2 separate regions of the Homo sapiens genome follow, and region 1 is linked to region 2. Evidence: chromatin contacts called from ENCODE Hi-C or POLR2A ChIA-PET data. All regions are on one chromosome and are shown on one strand. The core of a region is the stretch at or near the end of the contact, and the rest is flanking DNA. Distances in the headings are between cores, read along the strand shown.

What was found. A loop is a pair of places that touch in the nucleus more often than their neighbours do. ChIA-PET counts read pairs that join two places held with the same protein, here RNA polymerase II (POLR2A). Pooled maps may share reads with other maps.
Region 1: a map of endothelial cell of umbilical vein shows a loop between it and region 2 (5-fold over the local background). The contact joins the enhancer-like site here to the promoter of HAGLROS in region 2. A Hi-C loop is called at or near these places in 1 of 168 maps with a recorded cell type or tissue (endothelial cell of umbilical vein) and 7 of 50 pooled maps. POLR2A ChIA-PET finds 5 or more read pairs at or near these places in 1 of 52 experiments (AG04449).

What each region holds. Positions count from the first base shown.
Region 1 is chr2:176,551,995-176,555,808 of GRCh38, forward strand. No RefSeq gene overlaps it. Among named protein-coding and RNA genes, the nearest start is that of NRAL, 46 kb to the left of the region's middle. RefSeq lists an enhancer at 2,487-2,781. Within about 2 kb of position 1,822, at least 25 of the 41 ENCODE cell types and tissues checked have a DNase peak (open chromatin) inside an H3K27ac peak, as active enhancers do; they include endothelial cell of umbilical vein, where a contact is called at or near this core.
Region 2 is chr2:176,175,946-176,179,782 of GRCh38, forward strand. HAGLROS (HAGLR opposite strand lncRNA) reads left to right here and starts at 2,221. Exons shown (of 2, transcript NR_110457.1): 1 at 2,221-2,308; 2 at 2,480-3,064. It overlaps HAGLR (HOXD antisense growth-associated long non-coding RNA), which reads right to left. Exons shown (of 3, transcript NR_033979.2): 2 at 1,387-1,549; 3 at 1-747. RefSeq lists an enhancer at 1,618-2,412.

The DNA of each region.
Region 1 (3,814 bases), core at 572-3,071, 380 kb after region 2:
AGTGCCTCCCATTCCCCATCCCTCAGTGACATCTTAGGACTCAGAATTAATTACAGCACTGGCTTTCCTTGTTTTCCAGCTTGCAGATGGCATATCACGGGTCTTCTGGGTCTGCATAATTTCATGAGCCAATTCCCATCATATATATATATATACACACACTATACATATATCCTACTGGTTTTGTTTCTCTAGAAAGCCCTACCTAATGCACTAGGCAAATCATTGGTAGGGAAATAATCCTGGCTCATTGGAAGTGCAACAGGAATGATAAGTCTGACAGATCATCCCATTGTTCATGCTTAGTGTCTATCCTAAAAGAAATACAATAAGAACCTCCACAAAAACTTTGACTGTACTTTGATACTCGCATTTATTTTCCAGAGTGAATACTTCCTCTGGGTTTATTTCCAGAGGCTGCTTCTTTTTGGGGGGAGGGGGAGGGGCGGTGCAGGTGTAGGGGTAAAGGACATCTACTAATTGTGGCTTCATTCCAACTAAAGAAATTCCTCACATCTATTAATGACAAACTGCAATACTGTTGCTGGACTAGAAAATTATCTGTTAGAGTCAGTACAGCTACCAGGGTTATTAAGGAGCACATTTGTTTTTTTTCCCCCTGAGTCAGTGCCCAAAAGACATTTTATGTAGCCTCAGCTATTTTGAGTACAGTTACACAACTGGCTTGAACTTATTTTGGCAAAATCTTAGTGTGTGTGTCATGGGCAATAAAAAATTCCTGGAAAATATGTGTTTTCATACAAAGTACCATTACTTACACTTTCTGGAAATTAATTTCGTGTAAATCACAATGAATGTTTGATCTATAGTCTCATATAGCTAGTTGACTCTGACCAGAGACTAAGTGGCTATATGAAGAGAAGTTGGTCCAGAGAGATGTCTCAAGGGCTTGCCTGAGGTAGTAGTTGAAGCTGTGAGCCACAAAAGGCATGCCTGTCAAGGGCTGGCCTCACAGCCTAGTTTGCATTCCATCTTTTGGTGTAGTACTTTGTCAGAATGTAGCAAGTAGAGAAATTCTGTTGTGCATACATTTTATGGCTCTCAGTGGTTAGGATCTGAACTTGGTAGACATTTCACAGGGCACAAGATGGTAAAAGATCCATAAGGAGAGCCTGGGTGGTAAGGGTCAGAGCTCTGAGTTCTAGACCTATGTTTGCTGCTGAGTGACTTGGAGGTAGTCTGCCGCTTACAGGCTCTGCGACCGTGGGCAAGCCATTTGACCTCCTCTCTCTCTCTCCATTTTCTCATCTCTAATAGGAATAATATGAGTGCCTGCTTTGTAGCGTTGTTTGAAGATTAAATGAGTTGATGCACAGAAAACACTGAGGATAATACCTGACGTGTAGTTGGCACTCGATGTTCGTTGCTTACCTCTTTTTCTGTTTTTTATTTTTTTAATTTATTACATGATTATCCCACTAACTTGCCTCCAATGATTGTGGTTAAGTATAAACTACTAATCCTGCCCTGAGAAATGTCTCATTTGATGAGACAATGGTTAGAAATGGTCATTTGATGCAATAGTTTATAACATAAGTGAGCAAGGAACTATTTTCAAATATGAAAACTTTTGGGCCATGTATTTCAACTCCTTCCTCCATTTTTTAAAATTCTCCTCTAGATGCTTACAAGGGGGTTAGTACCCCTTGTTTAGGCTCTCTCCTCAAAACTCCCTTCCACTCCAACTCCCTAGTTTTCTTTAACTTTCTCCCCCTTAGGAAAGTGAAAGAATAAGAGCTCCAGCTAGAGACGCTTGATTGAAATAGCACGGGCACACGGCAGCCTCCTCTGCAGGGCTTTGCCAGCGAGCCCCGCCCCGCCTGCAGATCCTGGGTATGCTACTGGGTACGGGAACCGACCCCTGACCGTGAGGCTCGGCATCGGGCCCTGGCTGTTCTGAAGATAAGGACGATCTCCCTCCGGGGTCCAGGCAGCACTGCCCGTCTTGCTATCCTTGGAGTCTGTGCCAAGTACATCAGGAAAATCTCTTTTTCATTGTTTGATTTTCCACGGGCTTTGAAAACGTTCCCATTTCATACAGCCAAGTCCAGAATTAAATTGGACTTCACTGATCTTTGCTGACAAAAAATTCCCATTCCACTTCCTGAGGCTCTTCCGCCTGGATTTGTTTATTGGCCTCATAGATGATGTTTCTGACGTGCGCCCAGAGCTCCTCACTCAGAGCCCCTTCACACACGAGCTGACCCTGCACACTGCTTTGTGATATAAATTATTCATCTGATTTCTTCAGCACTAGGCAGGCATGGCCGAGGAGAGCCTCGCTTTCCCAACGTGGAGTCATTGACGTTTTTCTGTTTTCCCGCGAGGTGGTTAGGGAATGATTAAAATGGACTTGAAGAGTCAATTTCTGTTGGGATTGTGGCTCGGCAGTCAGCAATCTGCTAGGGTGGTCTGAGGGCCAGTCATTACGGAAACACTGCCAAAGCTGTGTCTTCATACTTCTCTCTTTCCTTCCTACCACCCTGCCGTACCTAGAGAGGGAGAATGGCAATGATGTGAGCATTTTATGTTTAAAAACAACAGCAACAACAAACTCAACCCCCCAAATCCCCTGAGCTTGCTTTCAATTCCCCTCCCCCTCCTTATCGCCCACGCCACCATCAACAGTGACACCTAGTGGTCAAATATAAATTAGTCCCTTTATTCTGAATTGACTAGCTTTCTACAGAAAATAAAATTTCCTGTAGAAGCAAATAAAGACTGAGCTTTACTCCTTCCATGAACATAGAGAAAGATGGATTATTCATAATGAGAAGCTAAAATATATTACTTGGGAGAAGAGGCAAGTGCATTTTTTTTCTTAAGAACATATTGGAGCTTTGTATCTTAAAAAATAGTTTCTATAGACGAGTGCTTGGTTTTCCTTTCTTTAATGATGGCCACTTTAATTTTATTATAATTTTAAAAGTTAACAGCTGTTCATCAATGTTTTAAGTTTCAACACCTATAATTGTTATGTTTAAAGTATTTAAAAATGTATGATAGTACAAATCAGTCATTTGCATAATCCGTCTCAAATTCTTGGAACCACATTTACTGGCAAAAAATGGTTTCCACTTTAGTGATGTAGTCTCCAGAAACAGGTGAAAATTTTTATTTTAAGAATTTTTTTTTCGGTAAGTGAGGAAGCAAAAACATTTATATTTTTAATGAAATCTTTTAGTGGTTAAAAAAGAAAAACCTTGAATCTTCTTTTAATTTTTAAATAATTATAGAGTCACAAGAAATTACAAAATAGTACAGAAAAGCCCTGTGTACCCTTCACCCAGTTTCCCACAATGGTAACATCTTACATAACTGTGATACAACGTCAAAACCAGGAAATTGACATTGGTACAATTTGTGGAATTTATGTAGATTTCACCCGTTTACTTGTATGCATTTGTATGTGTGCATAGTTCTATGCAATTTATCACGTGTAGATGCATGAACCACCACTACAAACAAGGTAAAAAATTGGTTCATCGCCACAAAGATACCTTCTGCTACCCCTTTATAATATTGAAATATATGCTTGAGCCCAGGCACCTTGTCTGCGGCAGAAAGAAGGCATGTATATGTCATCATCGTCACACACATTTACTGAACTCTATGGGTCTGCCTTGTGTTAATTGCTTATGCAGTAGATACTACTTATTTTTTTAACAACTACATTAATTTAAAAGGACAACAGGGGAGAATTAATAAAAGAAGAATGATAACTCATCTAATGTCTTGCCCTTTAACACAGTGGTCCCCAACCTTTTTGGCACCAGGGATTGGTTTCATGGAA
Region 2 (3,837 bases), core at 971-3,470:
GAGAGTAGTCCTGGTCACTGGTAAGCAGGTCAGAAAGGGCGATTAAGTACATATTCTGTCTCCTGGCTTTCAGACCTCCACCTTATCCAGGGACCTGACAGAGAAAAATCTGCCTCTGATGGAATCATTAAGTTAACCATCCATTTGTACCATTTCTTTGTACAGGCTTTCAAACGAGAGAGAGGAGAGAATACAGGAGGAGAATGTTTCCCCTTGGTGCAGCCCCAAGCTCCCTATCAGAGACACATCAGCCAAATTAGTTTCCGAGGCTCACAGGCTGCTAACATTGCTGAACAAGATTTTTCGAATTTCTATGTGTTAGGAGTATTAAAAGATAGTGATTACCTATACTAGCAGCCTTTGTCCCTTTTCTCTTCCCTAGTCTGTACCAGCCCACTGGCCCTTGAGTGAAGTGCATCTTCTCAGCCTGCGGACTTGGGAGCTCAGGCTCTCCATCTGTTGAGGTTTTTCATTAGGGAGACTACAGAGGATGTGTGTGGGTGTGTGTTTGAATAACAAAGAAGTAACCCTTCATTCTAATAAAAGTGTTCCTCTGCTTGACCTGGAGGAGCCAGAAGCTTGTTTATACCTTCAGTATTCAAGGGACAGTCACAGGCCTGTTTTGACCTTTTCCTGAGAATTAGCTGAAACTTCCCTCTGAAGTCAAGTAGTGAATCTGTTATAGGTCTAAGGAAGGTCCTCTTCATCTGGGAGTTCTTGGCATTACTTTGGTCCTTCTTTCAGAAACTGAAAGAAAAGAATAGGAAGAACAGAAGTTTGTGAGTAGGCAGGAAGGGACATGGATGACCCCAGTCTTCACAGGACTATGGCCTGATCACTTCGAGGCACTGCAACTTCCCAGAGTATATATGTAGGGCTTGGGTTGAGTGGCCCTGTTCCGACACTTTGGGCACAGGGAGCTGAGACTGGGCTGTCACTAGCCAAGCCCTTACCATCTTTGAGGGCTGGTTCTTAGATCTCTCTTGCAGAAGGCCTGGATAGAAAGGAGAAAGATTGGGTATATTGGGAGGCTGAGACAGGAGAATCGTTTGTACCTGGGAGGCAAGGTTGCAGTGAGCTGAGATCACACCATTGCACTCCAGCCTGGGCATCAAGAGTGAAACTCTATCTCAAAAAAAAAAAAAAAAAAAAAAAAAGATTGGGTACATAAGTCCTCTGCACTTTCTGCACTGGTGATGCTGGAGAGGAAGGACGGTGAATGATAAGAATCATCACAGAGGATGAAATCTTAGTTCTCATTGTTCCCTTCTTTTCTACTCCAGCTACAAATGCCCTTATCTTTGGAGTCCAAGGTTGGGAACAAATGGATTTAAGTACCTGGCCTAAAGCCTATTCCTAAAAACTTCCCTCAGGTTTCACACCTACCTTGGCAAGTTGGAAAGTGCAAAGACAATATAAGGGCCCATTTTCAGGCCAGGTCCAGCATGAAACAGAGTGAACAAAATTAGTTCCACACATTAGGGAAGAGCCAAGTCAGACGAATATCCAATCATTTGCAGTAGTAGAGGCAGGTGAAGGGTCCCCAGATCTGTAAGGCAGGAGTTACTGCATGAGTCTTTCTGTCCTAGATCTTGGGCAAAATGTCCTGATTGGTTCCTATAGCTAGTCTGGATTATTTTAAGGAAAGAATACTACCTGGAGAAATCATAAAAGCTGGGTTTTAACATTAGTAAGGGCCAGAAGAATTTAAATCCTAATTTAAACCAAAATTCATGGAGAGCTCTGGTACAGGCAGTGTTTTTACCTGGGAAGCAGGGCTCAAAACCTGGCCAGGAGGTCTTGTTGGGCCAGGAATGTCCGTGGTTGGTGAGGAGGCTGGGAGAAGGCCTTTTTGATGGCTCCATTGTTCACAGCGCTGCCCTACAAATACCATATCCGTCCCCACCTCCTCTGCAAGGGTCGAGCGGAAGAGTAGGTCTGGTGAGCTGAGCTCTAGGGAGCTGGTACCATCTTCCCTCAATCCCCCTCGGTTACCCCTTGGGGCAGCAACGACGCCATCCCAGCCCCTTCCAGAGAACACACAAAGGAAGCCCCACCCGTCCTTAGACCTGAGGACACGCTCGGGAGCGGGCTGACGTGGACCCCGTTTCAGGGCGCCCCGGGCCCCTGCGGGGAACAATAGCCGCCGCCTCCTGGGCGGTCTGGCGGGCGCGCGGCACAAACGTCCGCGCCGCCACGTGATGCGCGCGCTCGTTCCGCGCTCTCCGCGCCTCAGCGAGCGGCCAGGCTGCGGGCGGGGTGGGCTGGCGCTCCTGATCCACCTGGAACACTTTTGCAAAGACAGACGGTGAGTTAATCACCCTACCGGCTGGCGGCCGCGTCCCCTCTCGCCCGCGAGGAGGACTGGAGAAGGGGCTGGGGTGGAGGTTTTCTCTGTGTGTGTCTAGGGTTGGGGGCAGGAGAGGTTAGTTCTATTAAGAGTTCATCAATCACCCGGTGTGCACTTTTCGCTCGACAGCGGTTCCTCCTACTTCAGAGCAAGTCTGGGCCAGCTGGGATCCGACCAGAAATCGCAAGCGGAGGAGACGCAGTAGCGCAGGCTGAGCGCTAACTGAAGGCGCGACCTGAGCCCGGCGCCTGCTGGGGAGCTGCGCAGCCAGGACAGCGGTCGGCAGCACAGGGCCTGGGCGCAGGGCCCGCCGTCACCACCTCACGTCGGAAGCCAGCACTGCTGCCCGCCAGCCCTGCCGCCTGCCCTCGGACTTCCCAGGGCGCCCAGGGTCCTCCCAACGCGCCTGCACCCACACCCGCCCCTGAGCCACAGTGACCTTGCATTCCCCGCCCCCTGCCACACCTCCTGCGTGCCCGAGTGTCACCCTTAAATACCGCTCTACACCCAGAGAGGGACGAATACACCTCTGAAGACAGGGCAAGACTAATTTCAATGGGTCAGAAGGTTCTTGCAGGCACTGTTTTATTTAAGAGTGCCTATTTACTGGCAGGAGTATTTGTGTGGGAGGAAGTAGGCTAAGACTGCTGTTGAACTTGAAGCTAAACTTGAATGCCATTTAAAATAACAATAAAAATATACTTAAAACACCAATCACAATGATATGACTCACCTCTTTCCAGTGTGGAGGAAACACTCCAGTATTTTTACCTCCGTTCTTTCCGGTGTATTTTAAGAACACCCTAAAGGGATAGACAGTAAGTGTCTGAGGGTAGTCACTAGCATTAGAGCTGTTTACAGCAGGAGGGTTTGGTGGAGTTAGTGGTGAAGCATTTTTATAACCCTTCTGGAGTGGTCATGCTGTTCTCTTTGTAAATCCTAACAAGGTTCCAGCCTAGTTCCCCTTTTACCCTTTTTTGCTGCGGGACTTCAGCTGAGATGTTTCTGAAGTTAGTAAATGTGTTGCCTCAGGCCACAGAAAATAGTCCCTGAAGGAAAGAAAGCCTCAGCTTTGCCCCCTCTTCCTTCAGCCTTCTCTCCCTTCATCCTCTTGGGTGGAAAATTAACTTGCTTTGGAAAAATGTTCTACCATCTTGCTTCAGATAGATATAAGCTGAAGCATTAAGCCTCACACAGTGTCCTGAACTCACTGAGCAATGAAACTACTGGTCCTGCTGTCCTTGGTTCAGTCTGTTCCTCCTCCTTGCCTTTCACCAATTTCTAGTGAACAGCTCCTATACACACTGTGCTGGGCTCTGGGATACAAAGACAAGTCACTGATGGTGTATGCTCTTCAATCTAGTGGGGAAGAGAAATAATCTTAAAACAATATGACAGGTGCTATAACAGAGGTGTGGTCAAAATGTTCCTCTAATAAAAAAGGAGCCACTAGTAGTACTATAATGTCAAAAAAAATAGTTTCAGAG